Regions from separate parts of the Homo sapiens genome. Here all the other regions are linked to region 1. Evidence: chromatin contacts called from ENCODE Hi-C or POLR2A ChIA-PET data. All regions are on one chromosome and are shown on one strand. The core of a region is the stretch at or near the end of the contact, and the rest is flanking DNA. Distances in the headings are between cores, read along the strand shown. Region 1 holds the start of ZNF440 (zinc finger protein 440). Region 2 holds the start of FZR1 (fizzy and cell division cycle 20 related 1). Region 3 holds the start of ZNF101 (zinc finger protein 101).

The links. Hi-C counts contacts between places; a loop is a spot of excess contacts on that map. ChIA-PET counts read pairs that join two places held with the same protein, here RNA polymerase II (POLR2A). Pooled maps may share reads with other maps.
Region 2: POLR2A ChIA-PET joins it to region 1 with 12 read pairs in A673. The contact joins the promoter of FZR1 here to the promoter of ZNF440 in region 1. POLR2A ChIA-PET finds 5 or more read pairs at or near these places in 2 of 52 experiments (A673 and activated B cell).
Region 3: a loop to region 1 is called in a pooled map, with 6 times the contacts of the local background. The contact joins the promoter of ZNF101 here to the promoter of ZNF440 in region 1. A Hi-C loop is called at or near these places in 2 of 50 pooled maps.

The regions. Positions count from the first base shown.
Region 1 is chr19:11,812,630-11,816,142 of GRCh38, forward strand. It overlaps ZNF440 (zinc finger protein 440), which reads left to right and starts at 1,644. Exons shown (of 4, transcript NM_152357.3): 1 at 1,644-1,821. The coding sequence starts at 1,819. RefSeq lists silencers at 1,479-1,558, 1,979-2,048.
Region 2 is chr19:3,504,656-3,508,168 of GRCh38, forward strand. It overlaps FZR1 (fizzy and cell division cycle 20 related 1), which reads left to right and starts at 1,656. Exons shown (of 14, transcript NM_016263.4): 1 at 1,656-1,819. RefSeq lists enhancers at 1,031-1,080, 1,131-1,390, 2,201-2,410 and a silencer at 1,711-1,860.
Region 3 is chr19:19,667,001-19,670,513 of GRCh38, forward strand. ZNF101 (zinc finger protein 101) reads left to right here and starts at 1,839. Exons shown (of 4, transcript NM_033204.4): 1 at 1,839-1,966. The coding sequence starts at 1,964. RefSeq lists enhancers at 1,528-2,094, 2,095-2,660 and a silencer at 2,049-2,248.

The DNA.
Region 1 (3,513 bases), core at 394-2,893:
GTTGTCCCAACATAGTTTTTCATAGCACCTCATCTTGCCATGGTTATCTGTGTCTGAACAATGAATATGTATGAATACTTTCACACATAAGCAAAATTAGGTTTATTAAATGAAGTTTCCAGGAATGTTCAAATTTCAACACCTGATTTACCTTATCACAAGTTATGGCTGTGCTAATTTCTCCAGGAAATATTCACAGAATATTGAATTTATCATTGTAAGGTGTGGAGCAATGAAGATGCCCAAGAGGCCAGGCGCACACCTGTAATCCCAACACTTTGGGAGGCTGAGGCTGGAGGATCACTTAAGCTCAGGAGTTTGAGATCAACCTGAACAACCGAATGAGACCTCATCTCTACCAAAAATAAAAAACTAGCCAGGCATGGTGGCAGGCACTTGTAGTCCCACCTACTTAGGAGGCTGAGGTGGGAGGATTGCTTGAGTCTGGGAGGTTGAGGCTGCATTGAGTAGCCATCGCACCACTGCACTCCAGCTTGGGCGACAGAGTGAGACCCCGTCTCAAAAAAAGATGGCTAAAACATAATTTTTTTTTTTTTGAGATGGAGTCTCACTGTGTCTCAGGCTGGAATGCAGTGGCACGATCTTGGCTCACTGCAAACTCTGCCTCCCGGTTCAAGCAATTCTCCTGCCTCAGCCTTTCAAGTAGCTGGGATTACAGGCATGCGCCACCATTCCTGGCTAATTTTTGTATTTTTAGTAGAGATAGGATTTCACCATGTTGGCCAGGCTGGTCTTGAACTCCTGACCTCGTGATCCACCTGCCTCAGCCTCTCAAAGTGCTGGGATTACAGGCATGAGCCACCGCGCCCGGCCTGCCTAAATCATAATTTCTATGACAGAATTTCTCATTTACAGCTTCCCCTGAGACCATCTTTCATTTCAGTTAACCCTGCTCCTTGGGGGTTATATGTGAGATAAAAGTGCCATGCTATATCATGTTCCCTGGCTCAGTCCTACACAGCATGTCCTGAAAAATGGGTCTTCAGTCACTGTCAATGCACCAGGGATAGATATACATAGTACTGAGAGCCTCTAAATCTTTAATAAGTTCTGGCTTGGTTAGCTCCCTTACAAGGAAAACCTTGCTGGAGTCCATAGCAGTGTGAGGAAGCCTTGGCCATGCCTCATCCCATTTCCCGCACGCTGGAAGACATCTGCCTCTCTCTCCTGGTGCAGTCGTGCCTTGCCTGGTCTGGGCTCCCCTCCTGCTCTGAGGCAAGCGTATCTCTCCATTGAACACTGAGTCTGAAATGCCCTGCACACACTTGTGATCCCGTGCAGAAGGAAGGAGCAGGGACAGCCCCTTGAATGAGGAAGCTAACAGTGCCTCTTCTAACAATAAGGAGCAAGTCGCCTTGAAATGCAAATATCTGATGACCAGGGCTCAAGGAAGGCGCTCGCTTAGAGAGGCTGTTCGCTTAGAGAGGCTGCTCGCTTAGAGAGGCTGCTCGCTCAGAGACGCTGTGGCCAGAACAAGTCAGACATGATCTGCAGGACCCGGTTACCCAGGGCTTCTGCTGTCACTCAGCACGGAGGAGGCGGGGCCTGGCGCCCCATCCAATCAGGGGTGCTGGGGCGGGGCCCTGTCAACTGTCCATCCGGGGAAGGGGGAAGGGACAGTCGCCCTCCGTCCATTCCTTTAGTGCTGCGCCGACAGCGGTCAGGATCTCGGCTTTCTTGCTTCGAGAGGGACTAGGTGCCTCCACCAGAGCTTCTGTCGCTCTGTAACCTGCACTGTGACCTACACTAGTCGCGGGAGCCACGCAGAGGACGCCGGAACACCCTGGAAGCCGAGAAATGGTGTGTGTGAGGGGGCTGGCGTCCGGGCGACTGGGAGAGGGGCTGGAATCGGCCGGAACCGGCTGAGGCGGGACCCGGGCCTCCACGCGGCGACTCCGGGGTCGTGGACGCGAGTCCCCTCGGTCGCAGGGTGGGGCTGGGCCGGCAGCCGGGACCCCGGGCCTCCTGTCCCGTCCCTTCACGGCGACTGCGGCCCCGGCTCCGGAGCCTAATCTGGGCAGCTCCGCGTCTCCCCACATTATGCGGGGGCCACGGGAGGGATATGGGGGGATCCCGCCTCGGATATGGGGTTTGTTAGAAACAAGTGCCCGGTGCCGCAAAGAAAACCAGCATCTAGGCAGAAAATTCCTCAGCAAAGCAAATTTATTTCTACACAAGGGTGCAGCTTGCGCCAGTCACAAGAGCACAGCGAGCGGGGTAGGGCAGGGGTTTTTCTCCTTAACGCAGTTTCTAGCACTTCTGTGTCCTTTCCTCATTGGCTAGGGTTGGACCTCACAATCTAAACTAACTCGATAGGCTAAGGTTTAAAATTAAATAGGGTCTGGCCAGGCGCGGTGGGTCACGCCTGTAACCCCAGCACTTTGGGAGGCCGAGGCAGGCGGATCGCGAGGTCAGGAGATCGAGACCATCCCTGGCTAACACGGTGAAACCCCGTCTCCACTAAAAATACAAAAAAATTAACTGGGTATGGTGGCGGGCGCCTGTAGTTCCAGCTACTCGGGAGGCTGAGGCAGGAGAATGGCGTGAACCCGGGAGGTGGAGCTTGCAGTGAGCCGAGATCGCACCACTGTACTCCAGCCTGGGCAACAGAGCGAGACAACTGGGCAACTCCGTCACACACACACACACACACACACACACACACACACACACACAAATTAAATAGGGTCTATGAGACGGGAAGGAACAGGGACTGTCCGTTACTAGGCGGGAAGGCGTATCTGGACTTGTCTGGGCGCGGCAAAAGCGGGAAGGTTGTTTACAGAACAGGTAGCTAGGAGACAAGGAAGTCGGTCTCAAGAAACAAAGAACAGCTTACTAAAGCTTTTAGAAAAGTAATTTATCATCTCTGACAGGTTCGTGTGGGAGGAGTAGCGGTCTTTGGGGTCCCCAGTGCCCACTTTTTTCTGTTAAAAATTAAACTGAGGTACGTTAACAATTAAAGAGTTTAGGGCCGGGCGCGGTGGCTCACGCCTGTAATCCCAGCACTTTGGGAGGCCGAGGCGGGCGGATCAGGAAGTCAGGAGTTCAAGACCAGCCTGGCCAACATGGTGAAACCCCATCTCTACTAAAAATACAAAAATTAGCTGGGCATGGTGGCGCGTGCCTGTAATCCCAGCTACTTGAGAGGCTGAGGCAGAAGAATTGCTTGAACCCAGGAGGCGGCGGTTGCAGTCAGCCAAGACGGCGTCACTCCAGCCTGGCAACAGAGCCAGACTCCATCTCAAAACAACAACAACGATTCACGAATGAGAAACACCCAGTCCTGGCTTGTGGTTTGTCAACGGAAAAAGCCAAGCTATGTAAAATAAAGAAGTTTATTAGGAGCCGAATAGGAGAGCCGTTGGCCGAGGGAAACACAACCCCAAGCAGCCTGGAGTAAGTGGTCCCGAGGCAGCTCAAGACAGTTTGGTTTTATTCATTTCAGAGAGACAGGAATTGCAGGGAAAATCATGAATCAGTGCCTGGAAG
Region 2 (3,513 bases), core at 406-2,905, 8.3 Mb before region 1:
CTGCCCGCCTCAGCCTCCCAAAGTGCTGGGATTACAGGTGTGAGCCACAGCTCACGGCCATCACATCAATTTTAGAACATATCCATCAACCCCCCAAAATAAAGTCCATTCCAGTCACTCCTGATCCCCCTCTCCCAGCCCTTGGCAACCACTAATCCACTTCCTGTCTCTATGGATTTGCTTATCTGGACATTTCGTATCAATGGAATCACTCACTATGTGGTCTTTTGTATCTGGCTTCTTTCACTGGGCATGATGCTTTCGAGGTTCATCCAATCTGTAGCCTGTGTCCGAGCCTCATTGCCTCATATTGCAAAACACCGTGTCATTGTATGAATGGAGCATTTTCCCTTCATCTGTGGATGTACATTTGGGTTGTGTGCACTTTGTGGATGTTATGAATAAAGCTGCTATGCACATAGGTGTGTGAGTTTTTGCGTGGATGTTACATGTTTGTTTCTCTTGGGTAGATACCTAGGAGTGTTACTGCTGTGTCATGTGGCAATTCTATGTTTAACCTTTTTTTTTTTTTTTTTTTTTTTGAGACTGAGTCTTGCCCTGTTGCCTAGGCTGGAGTACAATGGTGCGATCTTGGCTCACTGCAACCTTTGCCTCCCGGGTTCAAGCAATTCTCCTGCCTCAGTCTCCCCAGTAGCTGGGATTACAGGCGCCTGCCACGATGCTTGGCTAATTTTTCGTATTTTTAGTAGAGACGGGGTTTCACTATGTTGGCCAGGCTGGTCTCGAACTCCTGACCTCAGGTGATCCACCCACCTCCACCTCCCAAAGTGCTGTGATTACAGGCGTGAGCCACCGCGCCCGGCCCATAATTTTTTTAAAAACCTGTTTTTTGTTTTTTTTTTCAAGACGTAGTGTTGCTCTGTCACCCTGGCTGAAGTGCAGTGGCGCAATCTCGGCTCATTGCAACCTCTGCCTCCTGGGTTCAAGGGATTCTTCTGCCTCAACCTCCCGAGTAGCTGGGATTAACTCCGTACCTCAGGTGATCCGCCCGCCTCGGCCTCCCAAAGTGCCGGGATTACAGGCTTGAGCCACCGCACCTGGCCTAAAAACCTGTTTTGTTCCCTGCTGTCTCACTGGGGCCTGGAGGAGCAGCACTTAGGAGCGCAATGCAGGTTTGTTGAATAAATTAATGACTCTCAGCAGTGACGTTTGTACGTTCGGGACACGCACCTGGTGTTGGGTCCCATCTGCGCTCATTAGGCGCGACGTCAATGCCGCACTGAGGTGTGCCTGGCTTCGATCTACCCTAGGAAGGGTCTGCCCTGGGGCGCCCCATTCCGCGACTGTCCCCAGTGGGAACCACGCCCTCCATCTACCAGAGCCATTTCTGCAACGTCTAGCACCCCGCGGGTCCTCTTCCGGCCGCGGTTGCCCTGGGCAACGCGTGGAGCCGCGCTTCCTGTATTGATTTGAATCGCGGGAGACGTCACGTCCTCCCGAGATGCCCAACGCGCGCAGGCGCAGCCACTCGGAGTGGGCAGGGCCTGGCTGGGTGTTGGGCAGGGCCTGGCGGTGTGTGGGGTAGGCGGGGGGCGTGGCCGCGATTAGCCGCGCGCGGCGTGGGGGCGTGGTCGGGTTGCGGGGGTGCGCGCGGCCGGCCGGGCGCGCGCGGCGGAGGGAGGGAGCCGGGAGGCAGCGGAGGAGCGACCGCCGCCATATTAGGGACCGCGGAGCCCGGGATCCCGTCAGCGGCGGCCGCGGCCGGGCCTGCGGGAGCTGCGGAGGCCGGAGGCGGGCGCTGTGCGGTGCCAGGAGAGGCGGGGTCGGCGGGAGCCAGCGAGCCACGGGAGCGAGCCAGGTGAGGCGGCCGGGGTCGGGGACCCGCCCCCCGGGCCCTAGGCGGCGGAGCTTGACTGCGACCCCCCAAAACCGGGACGGCGGGGCGGGCTGCGACCCCCACCCCAGCTCAGGCCCCTCCAGGAGCCCCCAGTCCCCTCGAATGCCGCCTCCCAGGCCGAACTAGGCCCGGGTGACCTCAGCATCCGCGTCTCCCGAGTTAACACCCAAATCCCAGCGTCCCCCCCACGTCGGGGCCTGCCGTGACCCCCACCCCGAGCCACCTGTAAGTCGTGACCTCCCCGCAGCCGCCGTCAGCGTCCACCATTCTTTTTAAAATAGGCTGAGCCCTGCACCCCCAACCAGGGGACCCCACTGCGCACCCCTAGAACAGCAGACCCCGCCTCCTAACCCGGGTGATTTCTCCCTGGCCTGTCATCCCCGGGACTTCCCAGTTCAGACCCTCCCAGCTTGGGTCCTGCCCACACGAAGCCGCCCCCCATCGCTGAGCCTGTGGTGTGCGATGGCTCGCCCAGGCCGCAACCAGCCCCTCGCCCCAGTAAAATGCAGTCCCAGCCCGGGACACCCGGAAACCTGTGTCTGTGGTCACTGTTGTGTCCACCAGTCCCCGCAGGCACGGGTTGAGTGCATGGATGTCCCCGTCTCACCTCATCTCGCTGATTTCTGCTCCCCCACCCTCCCAGCGTGCCCCCTACCAGCCCCCATTCCCCCGAAATCCAGCTCTCCCACCAAAGCCTCAGACGAGCTATCCGTGCACAAGCCCCTCCCTCCTCCGAACTGAACCTCCGTCCTGCGTCCTGCCCCGTGTCTTCTCCAAACGCAAGCCTGGCCATCTCGGATCCCCAGAATATGGAGTGTGCCCCCCATTCAGAGCCGTTTTACCCCTACTCAAACCTGTGACACCCCCTCCCCCTCTTCCACCGTCCAGACCTGTCTCCACCCCACGTCCTGAGACCCCCGATATGCAGATGTTCAGCCTAAATCTGTTTTGTCTTTTCCCCTGTTTTCTCCACCCCAAACTCATCCTCTGGTTCAGGGCGTCTCTCTGGTTCCGATTCCCCCGCCCCGCCCCAGTCTACCGGGCGATGACCTCATGCCTCTCCGTGGTGAGGCCCCCACCCCAACCTATGTGCTTTGAAGGAGGGTGATTTACCTAAGGGAAAACCATCCACCAAGGACACACACCACCAGCATGAGGGCAGCCTGCGGGGACTTTGAAGTGAAGGCGGAGTGGTCTCTCTCGGGGTGGGGGTGGGGATAGAAGCTGACGGCATCACCTAGGTTTGGTCCCCGGAGTGGATGTGTCGGGGGCCGTCTGTCATGCGGAATTCCGCGTGGGCCTCCTCCTGTGTCAGGGGCCCGTGTGTTTTGGCGACACCCGATTGTCATTTCCTTCGGAATCCCAAGTGGAGGCAGGTGTGCTGGCCACTGGCCGCTGCCCGGCGCCTTGAGCAGCGAGCGGAGTTGGGTTGCAGAGGGTTTTGCTAAGGGAGCAGACACTTACTCAAAGGCAAGCCCGGTGCTTTACTGGGGAGGGGTATCTTGGCAAGGTGGTACCCGCCAGTTTGCCCCTGTGACTTGCTTCCCAGGTCAAATTTCAGAACCTGTGCCCTGGCTGCAGGCAGTGGTGGGGGTAGGGGTTGGGGTGGGGCTTTGGGGTTTGGAGGAGGAGTTTCTAGAAACAGACAAGCCGGA
Region 3 (3,513 bases), core at 589-3,088, 7.9 Mb after region 1:
AAGATAATCTTCAGTAAAAATAGGAATGACATGTTTCTGTCCCATGATACAGTTCGATATACTTACTTTTTCAGTTTTTTCTCCAATATTAATTCTTTCCCATACAAGGTCCAAGCTTCTGCTCTTGGAGTCTGGGACTGGACCCCTTTCTGGTAGCAATACCTTTATAGAATGTTTACTCCAGGCCGGGCACGGTGGCTCATGCCTGTAATCCCAGCACTTTGGGAGGCCAAGGCGGGCAGATCACGAGTTCAGGAGATCGAGACCATCCTGGCTAACACGGTGAAACCCCGTCTCTACTAAAAATACAAAAAAAAAAAAAAAAAAAAAAAATTGGCCGGGCATGGTGGCACATGCCTGTAGTTCCAGCTACTCGGACTCGGGAGGCTGAGGCAAGAGAATCTCTTGAACCTGGGAGGCAGAGGTTGCAATGAGCTGAGATCGTGCCACTGCACTCCAGCCTGGGCGACAGAGCCAGACTCCGTCTCAAAAAAAAAGAAAAAAAAAGTGGTTTACTCCAGTTTTTCCCTGCATTTAATAATTTTGTTCCCTTTAAGGCATGTTTTTATTTTCTTGGCTGAAAAGGAGTAGCCTGAGAAGAAGTAACGTGTAGGAAGCCTTGGCCATGGGACCAATAGCCTCATAAATTCCTGATCTCTGGAGGACATCAGGGCCTCCTACCTGTTCCATTGTGACCTGGGAGTCTCTCCAGCTCCAAGGTGGAGGGATGGCTTCACTGAACACGGAGTCTGGAATTCCGTGCACACTCATGTGACCGGTGTTCCGGAAAAAGAAGCAGGAGGCGGCTGGGCGCGGTGGCTCACGCCTGTAATCCCAGCACTTTGAGAGGCCGAGGCCGGCGGATCACGAGATCAGGAGTTCGAGACCAGCCTGGCCAACATGGTGAAACCCCATTTCTACTAAAAATACAAAAATTAGCCGGGAGTGGTGGTGGGCGCCTGTAATCGCAGCTACCCGGGAGGCTGAGGCAGGAGAATCGCTTGAAACCGGAAAGCGGAGGTTGCAGTTAGCTGAGATCGTGCCATTGCATTCCAGCCTGGGCAACAAGAGCGAAACTCCGTCTCAAAAAAAAAAAAAAAAAGCAGCAGGAAGGACCCACTGAGTACAGGAAGCCGACAGGGCCTGCTCCGGAAAACCAGGAGCTGTAAGGTCAGCCGAAAGGACGAAGAGACCTGAAGTCAGTCAAGTAAGTTTTATTAACCTGCTGGGCTGCTCCCCCACAGTTAGAGGAGGCAGCCCCGCTTACAGACTACAGCAGGGCTTTATAGGGCGAGGAACTGGGCTGGGGTGTGAGAACTGAGTCGGGGGTGCAGGTGTCCTGACCGCATCCTGGAGATGTTTTTGCCAGCTTTGTTATGCAAGGTGGGCAGGTGTTGTGACCGCATCCTGGAACTGTCTGCCGGTTCAGCTGAAGTCTTTTGAACAAACAGTTACTGGAAGGGTCAGTGGGGAGGAGGTCTACTTCTAGCCCGGGGGGAGTTGTGTGGCGGTCACAAAGGACTGTATTGTAAGACTGATGGGGGAAGGAGGGGAACAGTCTGGTTGGGTTGACCCTAACGGGAGCAAGTTCTGCTTCCATGCAAGTCCAGGTCCAAGGTCCCAGCGAGGGGCTGTGGGTAGCACCTGTCAGTCACACCCCACACAGCGAGCGGATTATTTGAGGATTCCGATCACCTCTCCTGTCGCTCAAGCCCCAGGGGCGGGACCTGGGGCACCAGCCAGTCAGAGGCGCTGTGCGGCAAACTGTCCAATCAGGTGCGCCGGGAGGAGGGGCAACTTCCAAAGCCCGAAGCGGTCTCATTTCCCGCCGGCCCCCCATTCGGGTCCGGGTTTTAGTTCCTCGGGGAGCCCCTGGTGCCCCGGATACGGCTGATTTTGTCGTGTGGGACCTGTTCTGGCTGCTCCAGCCCCAGGAAGGACCCAGGACACCCGGAAGCCGGAAATGGTGAGCGTGCGGAGCCGGGCGTCCGGAGACCTGAGGAGGAGCTGGTCGGAACCGGCAGTGGCTGGACCTGGGCCTCCCCGCGGCGACTGTGGGGGTCTGGGACCCGAGTCCCCCAGGCGCAGCTCGACCCTTGGTCCCCTCGGTCGCCGGGTGGAGCTGGACCAGCCGCCGGGACCCCGGGTGTCCTGTCCCGGCCCCGGAGCCCTCTCAGGGCAGCTCCGCGCCCGCAGCCCCGCGTCTCCCCAGATCGTGCGGGGGCCTCAGGAGGGTCTTAGGGGGAATCCCGCCTCGGGTGTGGGGTTCGTGCGGGAGGAGCCGTGGCCTGTGGGGTCCCCAGTTCCTCCTCCCTTAGGCGGTCCCCGTTTCCTTCGGAGTCTTCCAAAGGTGTGGGAAGCTGGGTTTCAAACCCACGACCCCGTCCCCCAGCTTCGCTCCTCCCAGGGCTGCAGTAAATCCCTAAATTTCCCCGCATTCCCCAACCCTAAGTTCTCCCTCCAGTACATCCACTTCACATTATTATTATTATCATTATTTCTATTATTTTTGAGACGGAGTCTCACTCTGTCGCCCAGGCTGGAGTGCAGTGGCACTGTCTGGGCTCACTGCAGCCTCCGTCTTCCGGGTTCAAGTGATTCTCCTGCCTCAGCCTCCTGAGTAGCTGGAATTACAGGTGCCCGCCACCACGTCCGGCTAACTTGTATTTTCAGTAGAGACAGGTTCACCATGTTGGCCGTGCTGAAGTCCTGATCTCAGGTATCTGCCTGCCTCGGTCTCCCAAAGTGCTGGGATTACAGGCTTGAGCCACTGCGCCTGGCAAGACCCAGTGTTTTAACTGTCATCTTTTCCAAGGAGCCCTAGATGGCACTTCTTAAAAAGTTCATTTTCCGTTTGTGAACATTTCACATGCGAGCAAAGCAGAAAATAACCCCCTGACACTCCGATGTTAAAAAAAAAAAATCACTGTGCCTGCCCTCTTTTTACCTTCCCTAGGCGCGGCCACCTTATCAGACAGTCTTTGGGTGGAGGCTTCTCTTGGGAACTTCACAGGGTATTGGGTCCTCAGCCCACCCTCCTATCTTTCTGGTCCTGGGTTTCAGGACCGTCCAGGGACTTCTTCCAGCTGCCCTCGGAAGAACGGGTGAAAAGTCTGTCCTGGCGTGGTTAATCTTTCCTGGTTGTTTGATGAGCCTCCTAGGGAGGAGTTCTTGTCTTTTGAAAAGAAGTTTCCTTAGGAAATTCCAGAGGGATTCCCTGCTGGCCCTTGGGGGTGGGGTGGGGCCAGAAACAGTAGAAAGAAACTTCTCCCTTCTGAGGCAGCTCAGGGTGGCATGCAGTGGCACAGTCATGGCTTACTACGGCCTCAACCTCTGGGGCCCAAGCAATCCTCCTGCCTCAGTCTTCCAAGAAGCTGGGACCACAGGCATGCGCCACGCCCGGCTAGTTTTTATTTTTTGTAGAGACAAGGTCTCACTATGTTGCCCAGTCTGCTCTGGAAGTCAAAAGCGATTCTCCTGCCCAGGTGGCTCACGCCTGTAATTCCAGCACTT